Regions from separate parts of the Mus musculus genome. Here region 2 is linked to region 1. Evidence: chromatin loops called from intact Hi-C (ENCODE). Cell type or tissue: heart. All regions are shown on one strand.

Evidence for each region. A loop is a pair of places that touch in the nucleus more often than their neighbours do. Peaks named below come from ENCODE experiments on the same cell type or tissue, not always from the same donor. Only the 100,000 strongest peaks of a DNase experiment are listed, where the experiment ranks them.
Region 2: it touches region 1 in a loop (8-fold over the local background); 34 of 42 quality-filtered maps call a loop at or near these places.

What each region holds. Positions count from the first base shown.
Region 1 is chr7:46,959,467-46,967,466 of GRCm38, forward strand. The region is part of intron 1 of Gm39012 (a long non-coding RNA gene); the gene reads left to right. It also overlaps the pseudogene Gm19248. Among named protein-coding and RNA genes, the nearest start is that of Uevld, 4.9 kb to the left of the region's middle. In heart, a CTCF peak has its summit at 3,945 (motif pointing right); DNase peaks (open chromatin) are centred at 3,615 and 3,975; H3K4me3 peaks cover 428 bases; H3K27ac peaks cover 1,281 bases; H3K27me3 peaks cover 340 bases.
Region 2 is chr7:47,146,251-47,154,250 of GRCm38, forward strand. No RefSeq gene overlaps it. Among named protein-coding and RNA genes, the nearest start is that of Ptpn5, 18 kb to the left of the region's middle. In heart, CTCF peaks have their summits at 394 and 4,564 (motif pointing left); no DNase peak of the experiment used is centred here.

The DNA of each region.
Region 1 (8,000 bases):
GCTCATTCTCCTTAAGCCACATAATATTTTAAGTGTGCCTTGTATTTCTGCTTAATGAACTATCTTTTTCATTCTAATATCTCCTCAAAGTCTTTGTGCAGTAGCAGTCAAGATCCCTGCTGCAGCTGAGGTGAGACCCCCTGAGTTGAGGTTCCTCCAGCTTTATAGCTAGCAAAATCCATCTTTGTCTCTGGCATAGAACACTCACAATAACTTGTTAGAAGTGCAGACTCCTGGGGCTAGAGAGATGGCTCAGTAGTTATGCCAACTGTAACCCTGGCTCCAGGGGTATAGGGCATCTCTGGGCTTCCAGGGCACCTGCACTCATGTGCACGCGCGCGCGCGCGCACACACACACACACACACACATACACACACACACACATACACATGCATGTGCACACACATGAACACACATAGACACACATTTAATTGCAAAATGTTAAATGCAGGCAGGTAGACAGATGGTTTAGCTGTTAAGGGCAGTTGCTGTTCTTGAACAGGAACAAGGTTCAATTCCCACATAGCAGCTCAAGGCTATGTATAACTCTAATTTTAGGGGATCTGATGCCCTTGTGCCCTCCCTCTCCTACCCTTTTCTGACACCAGGCACTCTTTTTTTTTTTTTTAAAGATTTATTTATTTATTGTATGTGAGTACACTGTTGCTATCTTCAGACACACCAGAAGAAGGCATCAGATCCCATTACTGATGGTTGTGAGCCACCATGTAGTTGCTGGGAATTGAACTCAGGACCTCTGGAAGAGCAGTCAGTGCTCTTAACGGCTGAGCCATCTCTCCAGTCCCCAACACTAGGCACTCTTATGGTGCACATACAGGCAGCTCACACACATAAAATAAAGATGAGTAAATAAACAAGAGAATTTTGAAGAACTTATTTGTTGATATGAAATTGTATCTATTTGTTGGTATAGTTGATATTTTGAAATATTTATACGTTGTGGAGTGGCTAAATTGAAACAATTAGTATGAAAGATATAGACTTAGGCAAACAGAAACTCTAGGGCTAGTCTGAGAAATGTTTTGGATGCTGGGGATGGAAATCAGGTCCCCAGCTCTGTGGCAGACCTGTACTGCCAGCTGCCAGGCAGGGTGTTTCAGCTGCCTTCAAGACAATCCCGAAGGAGTGAGGTCAGGACACTGTACTATGGGGCTTTCTCCTAGGACTCTGGTTTATGAAGACCTTCCTGCCAGAGGCTGGAACATAGCTGTACTTAAGAAACTAGGCTTTGGGCTGGAGAGAGAGATGGCTCGGCAGTTAAGAGCACAGACTGCTCTTCCAGAAGTCCTGAGTTCAATTCCCAGCAACTACATGGTGGCTCCTAACCACCTGTAATGGGATCCAGTGCCCTCTTCTGGTGTGTCTGAAGACAGCTGCAGTGTACTAACATACATAAAATAATATTTAACAAAAAGAAAGGAAGAAACTAGGTCTCCTGCTCCTTACAGGGAGGGACAGCAGTACAGCTCAGGGAGACGGTGTCTGAAGTGTTTGAGGATTTGGACACCTGGAGGAAGCTCTAAGGAAGAAAGGGCTCACTCTGGACTAGTGCTATCAGAAGCAGACACGTTTCAGTGACTAACTTCCCTGTGAAGGTTGTATGTAAGATGGGTACACTTGGAAAAAGGAAGGCTATAACCAGCAATGACTGACAAAGCAGCCGGGGCAGCTGGTCTTAGCCAACAGGAACCTGTTTGGTATTTCCTTGTTCTTGGTTCAGTTGTGTCTCACTTTTCCATGGGCTCAGCGACCTTATCTGTTGTTAGTATTTTGTGGGATGGCTTCTATCCAACAGAGGAATGAACTGACCTAGCTCTGAGGCTCAGGGCAAATTCTATCAGTACTGAGCTTAGCTCTATGATAAGCAACTTGTGTGTGTGTTTGAGACCACACTGACCCAGCATACCTCTGTCCATCCTGAATGAAGCTGTTGCATTTGGCGAACCATGTTACCTCTGCATCCGTCAAGGGGGAAATCCTGAAGATCTCGTCTGGTCCTGTGGATGTGGGCCAAAATGTCTGAGCAGTCATGCAGAGGCCCCTTGAGGTCCAGGTCAGCCAGCAGGGTAGCTGAGCTTGGGGCAGCAGGGGCCAGAAAGGTTATCCTGGGGGCATTTAAGAGGAGAGACTGGTAATGTGTCATTTTGGCATTGGTGATGGACAGGCTTTGCCCCAGTGACAGTTTGTTAGCATCTTTGACCAGGAGGGCCATTTGTGATGATTTGCAAACAGTTGTTCCTGGGTCTCATTTCTGTGACAGGTAGGCCACTGGCTTGTGCCAGGGCCAGAGTCTGAGTCAATACCCCTTTCGGATCCCAGATCTCTCGTTCATGAAGAGATGGAAGGGCTTAGTCACTTCAGGCAACCCCAAAGCTTGTGTAGAAATTTCTTTCTGGTTTCAGAGAGCCACTTCTGACCTTCTCTTAATATATTTCCCCCTGGATCTAGGGAGGTCACCTGTGGTTGGCATAGTAGGGCCTTCTTAGTGGAGGATGGATGGTCCAAATATCCCTGGGCCTCCAAGAGGTCTGGGACTCCTCTAGGCATTTTTTGTTCCTGTTGCTACCATGAAGTCATTTATAAGCTGTTGAAGAGACTTTATCTTCAGGTTTTAGCAAGATAGAGTGTTGAGCTCTGTTAATTATAAGGAAGCTGGTGGGTTCCCCTCTAGTTTTAGGGTTACCCTGGGCATCTTTTTCTTTTTCAAGTGGGGGCATTTTTTATTTTTAGGGTGGCCCCCCTTACCTCTTTTTCTAGAAGTCATTTGTTTCAGACATCTCTTACACAGGGAGGCCACTAGCTGGCACCAAGGCCTGAGTAAGCAGGTTGGTTTCTGAAGTCATTTGTTTCAGTACTCTGGTTTGGCCATGGCTGCCAACAGGATCTTTGCCAGGTCCTGGAGTCTCTTGCAGTCAGTACTCTTAACTGCTGAGCCATCTCTCCAGCCCCACACTTAATCTTTTATTAAACATTTTTCCTCCTGGCATTATCATTAAGTCTCTCAGATTCTTTCTCTTAACCTCTCAACTCTCTGGATGTTTGTTTGTTTGCTTGTTTTTAATATCTGATTCTCCCTGGTTGATAAAAGCTAGAGCTACTGCAGCTTTCACTTTGGAATGTCTCTATGACACTCTCTAAGAAAGCTGCAGAACTTTCTGTCTCTAATATCTTATTTATCTTTGGCCAAATTGGTGGGCTGTCTTACAGCCCCTTTGAGACCTGCCAACAGAGACTGGAGGTAAGACTTAGAGTCCCTCTTTACCTTTAGTGGTGTTGAAGTCCCAATCTGGGTGGGTTTAAGGGAAAGCCAGCCTCAATAGATGCCTGGTTGCTAGTGAGTTCCCCTGGTTCCTGCTCTCTCTCTCTCTCTCTCTCTCTCTCTCTCTCTCCTGCAAAAGCTACTGGCAGTCATCCCAAGTGGGCTGATGGGTAAAGAGGACTGTTTCCAGTAGATTAATTACTGAAAAGGGGGAATTCTGAGTTCTTCAGTTATAAGGTCACTAGTGGCAAAGGGCCAAAAGTGATGGGTGGGGTTGGTTTCCTTGATCACCAACTGGCCCTGCTGTTTGCAAAGGTAGGACAGCGGACTCAGGCTCAGAAGGCAGCCCTCAACCCCGCCCCAGAGGCTTTGTGTTCCTGCAGCAGGTCTCCCCTCCCCAGCATGCTGTGGGGCTGCCTGGGACAGAGCTGCTGTTTGCCTGAGGGGTTGAATAAGGTGGTGGTGCTGCCTGGTGTCTGGGGAGAAAAAGTTTTCCTCATGGTGACAGAAAGATTTTGTCCCCTAGTTTTAACATAGTGAAGTTGAAGGCATCTATCCCATGTTAAACGTCTGTCAGAAAGTTGCCCCTTAGCATAGGCAACAAAGACAAAACACGAGAAAAATTCCAGGGACTCTGCACTTCAACACGCTACCTGAAAACAACCAGAAGGTGGCGCTCATATACAAGAAACTCATCCCCTCCTCTCAGATAGAAACAAAAGTAACCAGATGGTGGCTCTCTGAGCCCACGCCCACCCCAGACAGGGACTCAGAATGTCCTCTGGTCCCATGTGGCCATGGCCCCCTAGCACGCCTGCTTTAACCGCTTTTGGCCACAAAGGCAGATTTAAGACTTTTTTTTTTTTTTTTTTTTCCCCCAGAACAGAATTACAGATGTGGCACCACTCAGAGTTTATGAACAGACAAAGGCATACATAAACACATGGACAGACTCACAGACTCAGACAGATATTATAGGTATTGAGACTCTTCCCCGGGGGTCCTGGAGGCCTTGGAGTTCCTGGCCAATGCACCAAAATGTGCCAGGAAACATTCATGAACCCCCAAAAGATCACCGAGGAACTGAATCTGATGCAATCACATTAGGGTCCCACACACTGTCTCTGACACAGGAGAATGGGAAGGGGTGCCTGAGGCCAGTTTCAGGCAAACATTTATAGAGGCAGGAAGGGGGTATCTAGCCTGGTACGCATCTCACTGGGGGACATAATGCTCTTTAACATAGTTGGCTGGTGCTGGGAGCCAAGCCATAAACTTAAGCTTCTGTTTCCCTCCTGACACGGTTGTTAGGCAGGGTCAGCTTATAATCTGGAGGTGCAGATTTGTTGGGGAATAATCTGGAAACTGATGTTTGGTACTGGCCTGTTAGTTAGCTTGAGTTCAACCTTAGATCAGGTCCTCTAAGATGGAATCTGAACCTAAAAGGCTTGGTCTCTCGGGAGTATTTTGCTGAGTGAGAGAAGTTGGTCTGAAACTCTCTTTTGAGTCGTTCTGTGGTTTAGGTATCGGGGCGACTGTTGCCTCATAGGACGAGTTTAGCAATCTTCCTTTTGTTTGTATTTTGTGCGATATACTTTGAGGAGTATTGGTATTAGCCCTTCCTTGAAAATCTGGTAGAACTCTGTACTCCGTGCTAAAACCATCTGGCCCTTAGATTTTCTTTTCAGTTAGGAGACTTTTAGTGATTGCTTTTATTTCCTTGGGGGTTATAGGACTATTTAGACAGTTTACATGGTCTTGACTAGGTTCTTACTTGTTTGCAAAAATCTGTGTTACAGAAGATTTCTTGCCATCTACAGAGGGTTAGGATTAAGCACAAAGCAAATGCAGATTCAACAAAATGAGACCTGGTGAGGTTCACTGTAAGACTCTTTGTTGACATTTGTTTGAGGTCCTGGGAATAAACCACAATACTTTGTGGGGAAAAGAAAAAAGAAAAAAACGGGAAATAGGTTGAAAAATTGTTATGACATACCTTATTGTGTGTATGAATTTGGCTATTATCTTACCAGAGCCCACGTGTGGATATTAGAAAAGAACACGTAGAAACTGGTTCTGCCTTTTCACAATGTGGGCTTTGTACATAAAACTCAGGGTTGATGACAAGGTGCCATTACCCCAGCTTCAGGTATTTTTTTATGTTCTGGTGATCTCAAACTCACTGTACGACTGAGGTTGAACGCATTTCTCATTGACTACCCAGTATATGTCATGATTAGAGGCCAAGACCCCTTGAGTGAGCCTTTACTGTACTCATTTGTATTTCATGATGCCCTAAATGCATATTTAATCTGTTTCCTCTGGGAAACCTTGTGTTCTCAGGGGACATTTTATCCTGCTTGCTTGTATTGACACGCTATTTCTGACTGTCTCTGTCCCTCTCTCATTCTCTTTCCTTGTCTGTCTCTAAATCTCTCTGTATCTCTGTGTCTCTCTTTTTCCTTCTCCTTAATTTTTTTTCGAGAAAGAGTTTCTCGGTGTAGCCCTGGCTGTGCTGGAACTTGCTCCATAGACCAAGCTGACTTCAAACTCACAGAGACAGAGCTGCCTCTGCCTCTCAGGTGCTGGGAATAAAGGCCTGAGCTACCACTGCCCAGGATCCAGTTTCTTTGGCCTCTGCAAAGACACTGGACTCTTGGTTTTGGAAAAAGCCAGAGAGACAAGGAAGCATGGTAGATTTGACCAGTGCATTTTCTATTGAAAAGTATCAGCCAGGTGTGGTGGCACATGTCTTGAATCCTAGCACTCGGGAGGCAGAGGCAGGCGGATTTCTGAGTTTGAGGCCAGCCTGGTCTACAAAGTGAGTTCCAGGACAGCCAGGGCTACACAGAGAAACCCTGTCTCAAAAAAAAAAAAAAAAAAAGAAAAAAAAAGTATCAATACTTTTGGTTCATGTATGGCCTTAAGTATCATAAACTGCCCTTGAATGTGCTGTGCAGTTGATAATGGCACTGAGGAGCTGGGATTACCAGCATGACCCACCACCTAGTAGACTTGGGAGTGAGGATGGTGACCACTCTGCCCACTGAGCTCCAACACAACAATTTTGTTTTGCTTGATTGTTGAGGGACCCCACTTGGGGGGATCAGGACACTAACCCACCTGCAAAGGTTTTGACCCAAAATTTGTCCTCTCTAATAAAATGCAGGAACAAAGATGGAGCAGAGACAGATGGAATGGACGAACAATAACCAGTCCAACTTGAAACCATTTCATTGGCAAGCACCAATTCCTAACACTACTAATGATACTCTGATATGCTTGCACTCAGGAGCCTAGCATAATGGTCCTCTGAGAGGCTCCACCTGGCAGCTGAAACTTGAGGCAGAGACCCAGAGCCAAACACTAGACAGAGCTTGAAACTCTTCTGGAAGAGTGGGGGGAGGGAGAGATCGAAGGCTCTGAAGGGGATAGGAACTCTGTGGAAAGGCCAGCAGAGTCAACTAACCTGGACACTTGCTGGCTTCTACAGACAGAACCACACAGAGCTACCATGGTCTAGATGAAGAACTCCACACATATGTAACAGATGGGCAGCTTGGTCTTCATGTATGTCCCTGAACTTGAGCAGAGACTATCTCAATCAGTTTTCTGTTTGTGGATCCCATTCCCCTAGCTGGGCTGCCTTGCCTGGCTTCAGTGGGAGAGGATATGCCTAGTCCTGCAGAAATGTGATGTGTCAGGGTGAGGGGATACTCAGGTGGCCTCCCCATTCCCAGAGGAAAAGGGAAGGGGGAATGGTTTATATAATTATTAATCTGTAAGAATGGAGGGAGCTCACTGCTTAGGAGGAATTGTGGCTCTGGCAGGGGATCTGAGCTCATTTCCCAGAACACACACGTGAGACCTGGAATGCCTATAGTTTTACTCCAGGAGATCCTACAAGCTTTTCTTCCTCCAAGTCCAAGACACTTGCATACATACATTGCAGGCATTCACATGTATAAATATTTTGGGGTGGGGAAGTCTGGCAAAACCATTTTTTAATTTTGCAGTAGTTTTTTCTTTTTATTTAAAGAACATATAATCCAACAATAAGGCATGAATATTTTCAATTTAAAAAAATCGCACTAAATAAACCACAGTGGCATGAATCCATGACAAGTACGGCTGCTTAATATCCCCAAATCCTGAGATTAAGGGTATGCACTAACACACCTTTTCCTTGCTACAAAGGCCTGGACCGGTCAAGGGGGTGAGAGGTGTTGCTTGGGAGTCTGGGTGTATCTCCAAGTATACCAGGCCTTCGACTTGTCAAAGTCTTCGCGTATGCAAACAGAGCTCCTTAAAATGGGACGAGATGCTGAAGTGCAGCCCCTCGCAAGGGATGGCTTCTGGCAAGGGTGCAGGAGGAGAAGGACTCAGTTGTGTTTAAGAAGCAGCCCATAGGTCTCTTGCTGCAGAGGAAGCAACTGGAAAGTGAGCTCAGAACGACAATCCACGAGTTGTAAGAAAATGGCAGACAAGCTGGACATGGGGGGAAATGGCCAGCTTTGACAAGGCCAAGCTGAAGAAAACTGGGACACAGGAGCAGGACACCCTGCCGACCAAAGAGACCATTGAACAGGAAAAGAGGAGTGAAATCTCCTAGAAGCCTAGGAAGATTTCCCCAGCCCACCCCACCCCATCATCTCCAAGACCCCCTTGTGATGTGGAGGAAGAGCCACCTGCAAGACGAACGTGAGCCACAAGCTGCGC
Region 2 (8,000 bases), 190 kb after region 1:
CAAGTTTCTTTGGTCATGGTGTTTCATGGCAACAATGGTAACCGCAACTAAGACAGAGAGCAAGGTGTTGCTAATAGAATTTTTGAAGGACTCTGATTGATGGTGAGCCCAGCTCACCCTTTGGGCTTGTGGTGGTGTTTTTTACTTGTAGGTCTCAGGCTGCCTCTGGGTCTTAGTCTAACAGTGGCAATGGAAGGATTTATACACACTGTTCTGTGTACCATTTACTGCCAAGTTCCTCTTTTGCTTGAGGATATATCTACTAGACCATTCTCTATGTTGTCAAGAAGGGGTAACGGCAGAGCCTTAATACGCCTCAGTGTTTACTCCAGTGCAGAATCAGCTCCAGACTCTGCTGCCCAGGCTGAGTTAAGGAACACATACGCCCCCTGCTGACTTCCGTGCAGAAAATCTAAACCATGAAACACTGGATTCAGAAAATCTTGCCTTTGCCCAATCTGCAAAGCAGGACTTTAAAAGTGGGCATAAATGTCCCGTTAAGCAAAAGTCAGTTTACAGCTTAGAGGGCGGCTGTCATTGGAACGTATGTTTTCTGTCCTGTGCTGATGTTTACGTCCTTGGTTTTCCATCTTGCTGCCCCTCAGTTGCTGTGTTAACAGATTGAATAGAGTTCAACCCCAGGGTCCTCCAGGTATGTCTGTCTCTGGGTAAAAACAATGGGCTGGAGTCTCTCATTAGGCAATAATTTCTCAGCTGCTGGGGAAGCAGACGGTGATTTCCTAAAACATGTCATAAAAGGGGAGTGGAGGTGAGGTTTAGACTCACGCAAATAGCAAGTCTATAATATGTTCCAGGAGCTGCCCTTAGTGACAGGGTAAGCAAGAAATCCTGGGGCTGACGAGATGTTTCAGAGGTTAAGAGTGCTTGTTGCTTTTGCAGAAGATCTGAGTTTGATTCCTGGCACCCACGTGGAGGTCCACAATCATCTGTAACTCTAATATCTAGGCGATCTGGCCTCTGTGAGTACCAAGCGTACACACACACACACACACACACACACACACACACACACACACACACACATTGAATTGCAATTCACACACATATACAAGCAAAAGACACATAAAACTAAATGAAGAAATATAATAATAATAATAATAATAATAATAAGTCCTAAAACTTTTGGAATATACTGGAGGAAGTGGCTTTCAGTGTTGCATTCAAAGGCAGAATTTCAGGAATTCTGTGATTCTGGCCAGGGTCTCAGGGCTGTAATGATGCTTGCACATCACAGTGGATGCAATTGTAGACTCTGAATGACACCACTGGTGTGTCTGAGCACTGTGAGCTGCTCTGGGCCCTTCTTGTAGACTTGGGGAGGCTGGTTCAAAGTCTATTCTGCCAGGTATTAATGGTCCTAGGTGCAGTTGTGGAGGAAAGGAGAAGGCAAGAGTAGATAACAGCTAAGGGTCTTCATTTGCACACCCTCTGCTGAAAGGCATGTTAGAGGCGACTTCTCCCAATGTCTTTGTTTTAGAGATGGAATAACTGAGACCCAAAGAGAAATTCCTGCCCTGAAATTTGAACCAAAGTCATTAGAGATCAAATAAAATCTACATCGATGAGCAGAACAAACACAGAAGTAAGTGCAAGCAGGAATGCCAGCGTGGATTTAAAATACACGTGGTTACCTTTCAGGCCTGAGACTGAGTTTTTACATTAGACTCCTTTACAATAAAGATGCAAACTTAATGTAAAATAAAAATGTAAATTATTCAAAATAACTTGTGCCCTCAATGATGTAAAGAAACAAAGAAGGGCTGGAGAGCTGGCTCAGCTGTTAAGAGCTGACTGCTCTTCCCAAAGGTCCTGAGTTCAATTCCCAGCAACCACATGGTGGCTCACAACTACCTGTAATGGGATCTGATGCCCTCTTCTGGTGCGTCTGAAGACAGCGACATAACAGTATACTCACATACATAAAATAAATAATTAAATCTTTAAAAAAAAAACCCAAACAAATTCCAAATGTATACCACTACACACACACATATATTTTCCTTTCTACTTTCATATATCCTATACATTTTATTTAACTATTGTAGCCACTGCTGGTTTCCCTAATGTGCAGTTGGGGTCTGAGCATATAGCAGGATTGCCCTTCAATGACTTCTTATGTAGGATGATACAATTGATGCTAGAGAGTGCCCGGCAGTGGGGATGAACTCTAAGCCTAGTGTTGAGATAGGGGAACACTAGGAGGAACCCCGCCCCCTGCTGAGTTCTGGGTTGGATGCCAACTCTGCGGAGATGACTTTATAACTGACTCCAGGGTCTCGAATCACAGGTTTTGGTGTTTGTTGCTACAGCATCATCTTCTGACTATTCTGATTAATAGAGTGACACCACCCCCAACACCCAGCCCCCCACGAGCCACCATGACTCGTCTTTCACGAAGTATAGTCACTTTCAGAAATGACCATGTTCAATTCTTCTGGTAATGAATAGTCACTCTATGATAATTTCAAGTCAAGCTTTTTTTTTTTTTTTTTTTTTAATGCCTATTAGTCAGTGATGAGGAATTAGCTGGATGTTAGACTTGTGATATTGGGAGAGATCTTGAAATTTCACTTTCTGCTCACAGAAGTTCACGGAGACATTAGTCTAAACGACTCAGTACAAGAGAGTGACCTAAACCAGTGGTTTCCAACCTTGTGATGATCAGAAACACCAGGGCAACCCTTAAAGCAGACTCCCAGGTTACAGTTCTGGGTTGCAGTTGGCTGTGGAGTGTCCTAGTTAGCTTTAATTATCAACCTGACGCAGCCCAGAGTCATCTGAGATGAGGTCACGCCAGCTTGTCACAGGCTTGCCAGGATTTTTGATGGCCCCAGAGGGGCTCACGGCTCCCACTGCTGCAGATGGTCTTGAGACCAATGGCCCACCACCTCCTTTCTCTACAGCTCACTGTGGACTCTTCCCATTTCAGTCAGTGTCTTGGCTGGTCTGGCAGAATGACGAAACCCTAATTCCTGAGAGTCTTAATCTCATTTTATTGTCTCCTGGGCAGGCCATTCTGACTATATGTTACCTATTTATAGTTAAATTTGGGATGGAAACACCTAGAGACATCCAGTTATAAGCTCACTCCTGGTTGTCTCCACTCTGCGGCCACACCCATCTGCCCCTTTCACATGATGACGAGTGTTGCTCCTGGCAACATGGTGAATCCTTTCTTTGAAGGTCTGTTGGCATGTACATCAGGAGACTAGAGGGGCAGCCATCCTGTCCATGGCCAGGGAAACTCATGCTTTGTACCCTTGTGCAAGCTTCATCCTGTTTTGTGTGATGCCTGTCGTCTAGAGTTGCAGGTGTGGGGAGCCAATGCCCTCAGTGAGCCTGTGAGAATGATAGTGGCCGGGGCCATGCCTGATTCCATCTTTGAGCTCTCGAGGCAAGTCTTTTACTCATGGAGGACTTTCCACTTTTTGGTTCTTGGCCTGAGCCCTTGGACTCCCCAGCTTGCAGAGGTGACCTTACTGCCACTATCAGTCCTATGTGGCGTGGCACATATTTTGACTAGTGGGTTCCATTGTGCCTGGTGTTTTCTTCTTTAGTTGTGCAAAGGTTCCTTGGTCTAACTAGCATGGTCCCATATGTGTAACAAGGGTGCTGTTTCATGGAGCTGGATCATATATATCCTGGATGGGTGGGGTTAGGGTGAGGAGAGGAAGGTATCTTGATACCACTTTAAGATAAAACTTAATATTTACAGCTCATGTACCCTTTTTGCCTCGTCTTATTTTTGAGCATGACTTTGAACCAACCCATGGCTAGTGAAGACACTCTGGGCAGGAGCGACACGTGCTTAGACCAAGAGCACTGGATTCAAGGTTCCAGCTATTACCCAAGGTTACTGGCATCCTTGGAGGGTGGTACTGCAACAGGGGACCTCCATGTTGGCCTTCGTTGTTTACAATTTATGGGTTGATTAGTTAGTTTTGCATTAATACAGTGAAATGCCAGGGACACTGCTAACTTTACAAAGAACAGTTTTGGGGGTTCAAGTGTGTGGTCAGGTGAAGTCATTTGTTTGGCATCTAGTGTGTGTAGGAGCAACACACACACACACACATACACACACACACACACACACACACACACACACACACACACACACACACACAAACGCATTCACACACACCCGGCGGGGGAGAGAGCAAGAGCACTTTTCTTCAAGGTCACACCTTTAGTGACCAGCAATCTCCTACTGTTCCTCACGTCTCACAGTCCACTTACCTCCTAGTTACGTGTCCCTGACACCAAGCTCTTAGGATATGGACCTTGGGGACATTAGGGATATTCAGACCCAGAACAGCAGTCCAGTAGCCAGACCAAGCTTGATAATTTCTGCCACCATGGCTGTTTCTATATGGTCTCACTGTATCTGTAGTAGAGGCTGGCAACCTTTTTTTTTTTCAGTAAGTATGACAGAATTTTAATAAGGTGACATACTCATTTAACATTGGCAATCTTGGATTGGATTTTAGTCCGGTGTTTCAAGCCTTCATTAATTTGCAGCGTGTGCCCTCTAGTGGACAATGGAATGTACTACAAACGAGGTGAGCAGAGGTTTGCAGTATCATCAGAGTTGGGCAAACTTCTTAACGATATAATTAAATTATTTAATTTTCACATCCGTGTGCTGTATGTATATGTTCATGTGGGTATGGATGTATATCTGTGTGTGTAGAGGCCTCGTCGACCCTGGATCTCTTACTAAATAAACACGGAGATCACCAATTTGTCTAAGCTGGCTGAATCTCTTTCCATTGGCTGCTGGGTGGAGTCTCAGAGGACAGTCATGCTAGGCTCCTATCTGCAAACATAATATCATTGATAGTGTCGGGGATTTGTTCTTGCCCATTGGAATGGGTCTCAATTTGGGCCAGTCATTAGTTGGCCATTTCCTCCATCTCTGCCCTATCTTTGTCCTTGCACATCCTGTAGGCAGGACAGAGTTTGGGTCAAAGGTTTTGTGGGATGGTTGCTGTCCTTGTCCCTCCCCTTGGAGTCCTGCCTGGCTACAGGAAGTGGCCACTTCAGGATCCACATCCCCCAACTGCTAGGAGTCTCTGCTGATTTTGCCCCCATAGATGTCCTGGAGCCTCGCCTTTTGGGTAGGATTTGCTGGCAGAGGTGGAGGCAAGTTTGATGCTGGCCTAGGTGCCGTCCATCTCTTAGAGTGGCCTTTTGAGCAGATCGAGGGCTAAGTGACCTCTCTCATGGCAGCTTGCTTTCTAACATGCTAATCTCAGAGAATCATCTTTTGGGGAAGGCAAGGAGGCAACCAATGTTTCCGTATAGAAAGCAAGCTATAGAAGTGACGATGCCGTATATCCTGCCAGCCCCAGGCACCGCCAGCCCAGCAGTTAACAACTGAGATTACAGGGACACACTTTCATAGCCAGTTGATACAATATGGGTGGGGGTAGGTTACCCCAATGGGCAGCAACATGGCCCCAAGTGGTAGCCCAGACCAGAGATATCCACATAGTTTTTGGAGGTAACATGGGCCATGGACATTGGCACAGACCCCATGGTCCTCAGGTGGCAGCAGAGGCCACTCACCTTGGGCTGTTCCTCACTACTCACATCTTCTGTTTCATCTCTCTTCCCATGCTTCTCTTTCTCTTCCATCTCTCCACCCCCTTGCTTGACTTCCTGGCTCCCAGACCTTGTTGGTGTCTTCCAACCTGACTGAGTGCCATGTAGCAGAAGCTGGGGGTTTGAGGAGGATAATATTTTTTAAATCATAAGAATATTAAAAAAAACTTTTGGAGATATTACTTATTTTTATTTTATGCGCCTAAGTGTTTGGATGTGTGTCTGTGCATCATGTGTGTGTAGTGCCTGTGGAGGCCAGAAGAAGGTAACAGATCCCATGGGGCTGGAGCTACAAGAGGGTTGTGAATCATGACGTGGCGTTGGGAGCAAAGCCAGGGTCCTCTGAAAGAACAGCTAGTAACTTAAATGCTGAGCCTTCTCTGCAGCCCTGTATGATAAGGATACTAACTAGAGTAAATGGAAAAGATACAACCAAACCCGTTGTTTGTTACATTATTTCAGAACAGATCCAAACTGATGAAAGTGTGTGTGTGTGTGTGTGTGTGTGTGTGTGTGTGTGTGTGTGTGAGAGAGAGAGAGAGAGAGAGAGAGAGACACTGACACACTCATTATTGGCTAAGATAAACATTTCCATAAATTCAGTCCAAGACCTGAAGTTCTTCTCCAATAAACTCGTTCCATAACTATCTTAATGGAGGTGTAGTTTCAAACACAGTTATCCAGCGGTCTCCTATTTCCCGTGCTAATAACACCCTCTGGATGGTGAAGACTTACACCATCGCAGCCTTCAAAGGGCATAGTGAATACCGTGTAGACCTTTGGCTTCTCTTGGTTTTCTTGAGTGACTGTTGCAACTGCGGACACTGATGGGTTCATGACACCCCCATTCAGATGACAACCAAACGAAGATGCTGTAAATCCTTTTCCTGCTCTCATGGGAGATCTTTGTCCTGGGGGTCCTGCCTCTGTGCACATAGCATCGGCAATGGAGGAATGAGTCTGTCCTGTTTTGCCCTTTGCTCATAGAGAGAACCTGACAGAGATGCAGAGGTCGGGCAGAGGCATCCTGGGTGTGGCTGTGGTCCTCACCCAACCATGGAACAACTATTGTCATTCTCGCACATCAGCTGCTGTGATGAGAACCTCAGGTAGTCTAGAAATGGGAGAATGAGTCTGTGGGCAGACATGGGCGGTGTGAGCAGTAATAAAATCAGCACTGAGTTTTCGTGTTCCTGGGGCTGGGCATATGGAAACGGGTAGCATAGTTTGGGATATCACAAATGAGTGGATACGAGTCCTTTATCTATCTCCGTCAACTAGAGGATGCAATGTCTAATCTAACCAACTTTGTTGATGCTGGCATTTAACAGCATGGCTTCTGCTCACCTTTCTGTCCTTTTGTATTATCTCTTCTTTTCTCCGACTTCACGGCACCATTCTCTAAAGCCCTGACTATGGTAGATATGGTTAATGGGTCCCAGAGCCTCATCACACTAATGCTGGCTAGTGCTTGAGAGCTCTCCTGGAGACAGCATGCCAACGCCACAGACTCCACCCATGAGAGGAAACTCTGCACTGCTCGGGGTTCTTGTGGGAAACTAGAACATGTCTCCACCCCCAGCCCTCCAAGGATTAGTGAATTGAAAACTAAGAAAAAGCAAATGTAGAAAAGCTCCTGCCCCTCCCACCACTTGCATTAACTACACCATAGGGCACCCACCCTGATTTAACCCTAGGGACATTCCAAGTGCCCACATCTAAATACCATCATCCTAAAGGCAGGGCTTTGGCCCATGAATGGGGATGTGGGTGGAACAAGCTTTCCGTCTATTGACCTACCTCTGGGTGCGAATATCATCTTTCAGAAAATTCTAAGTTTTGCTTTTACATGTTTGTGTGTCATGTGGGGATAAGGATCAAGATCTCTCTTATGCTAAACTGGTATTCTTCTCTTTCATTTTTTTAAAAAAATATAGTTCTTATTTGAATTACTTTGATGCTATGCTGTCAATCGTTTATGAGCTATACTGGGGCTTATTCTAGGCTACATTTTTATCCTATATGTCTATAGCTGATTCTAAGTTTTGAGCTTACTCTTGAATTAATTCCCTTTCCTCTCAAAATTTCCATGTAAATTTAGACTCTGTGGGTTCTATAAAAACATGAGTTTGGGTTGCTGTTTCTTATGTCATTGAATCTTTAGATACAGTTGGGAACCACGGACTCTTTAACAATCTCTGAATCCAGGGACAAGAGTATCTCCCCAGCCATGGAGGCTTTCTTCAGCTCCTTCCTGTCTTGCCCATATCAGCCATGCTTTGTTAGATTTATCCTGATTTCAGGATTTTGAAGTCCTTGTGCATGGTATAAAAATCCTTTTACCGCTGTGTAAGTGTAGGTTCATAGGAAGC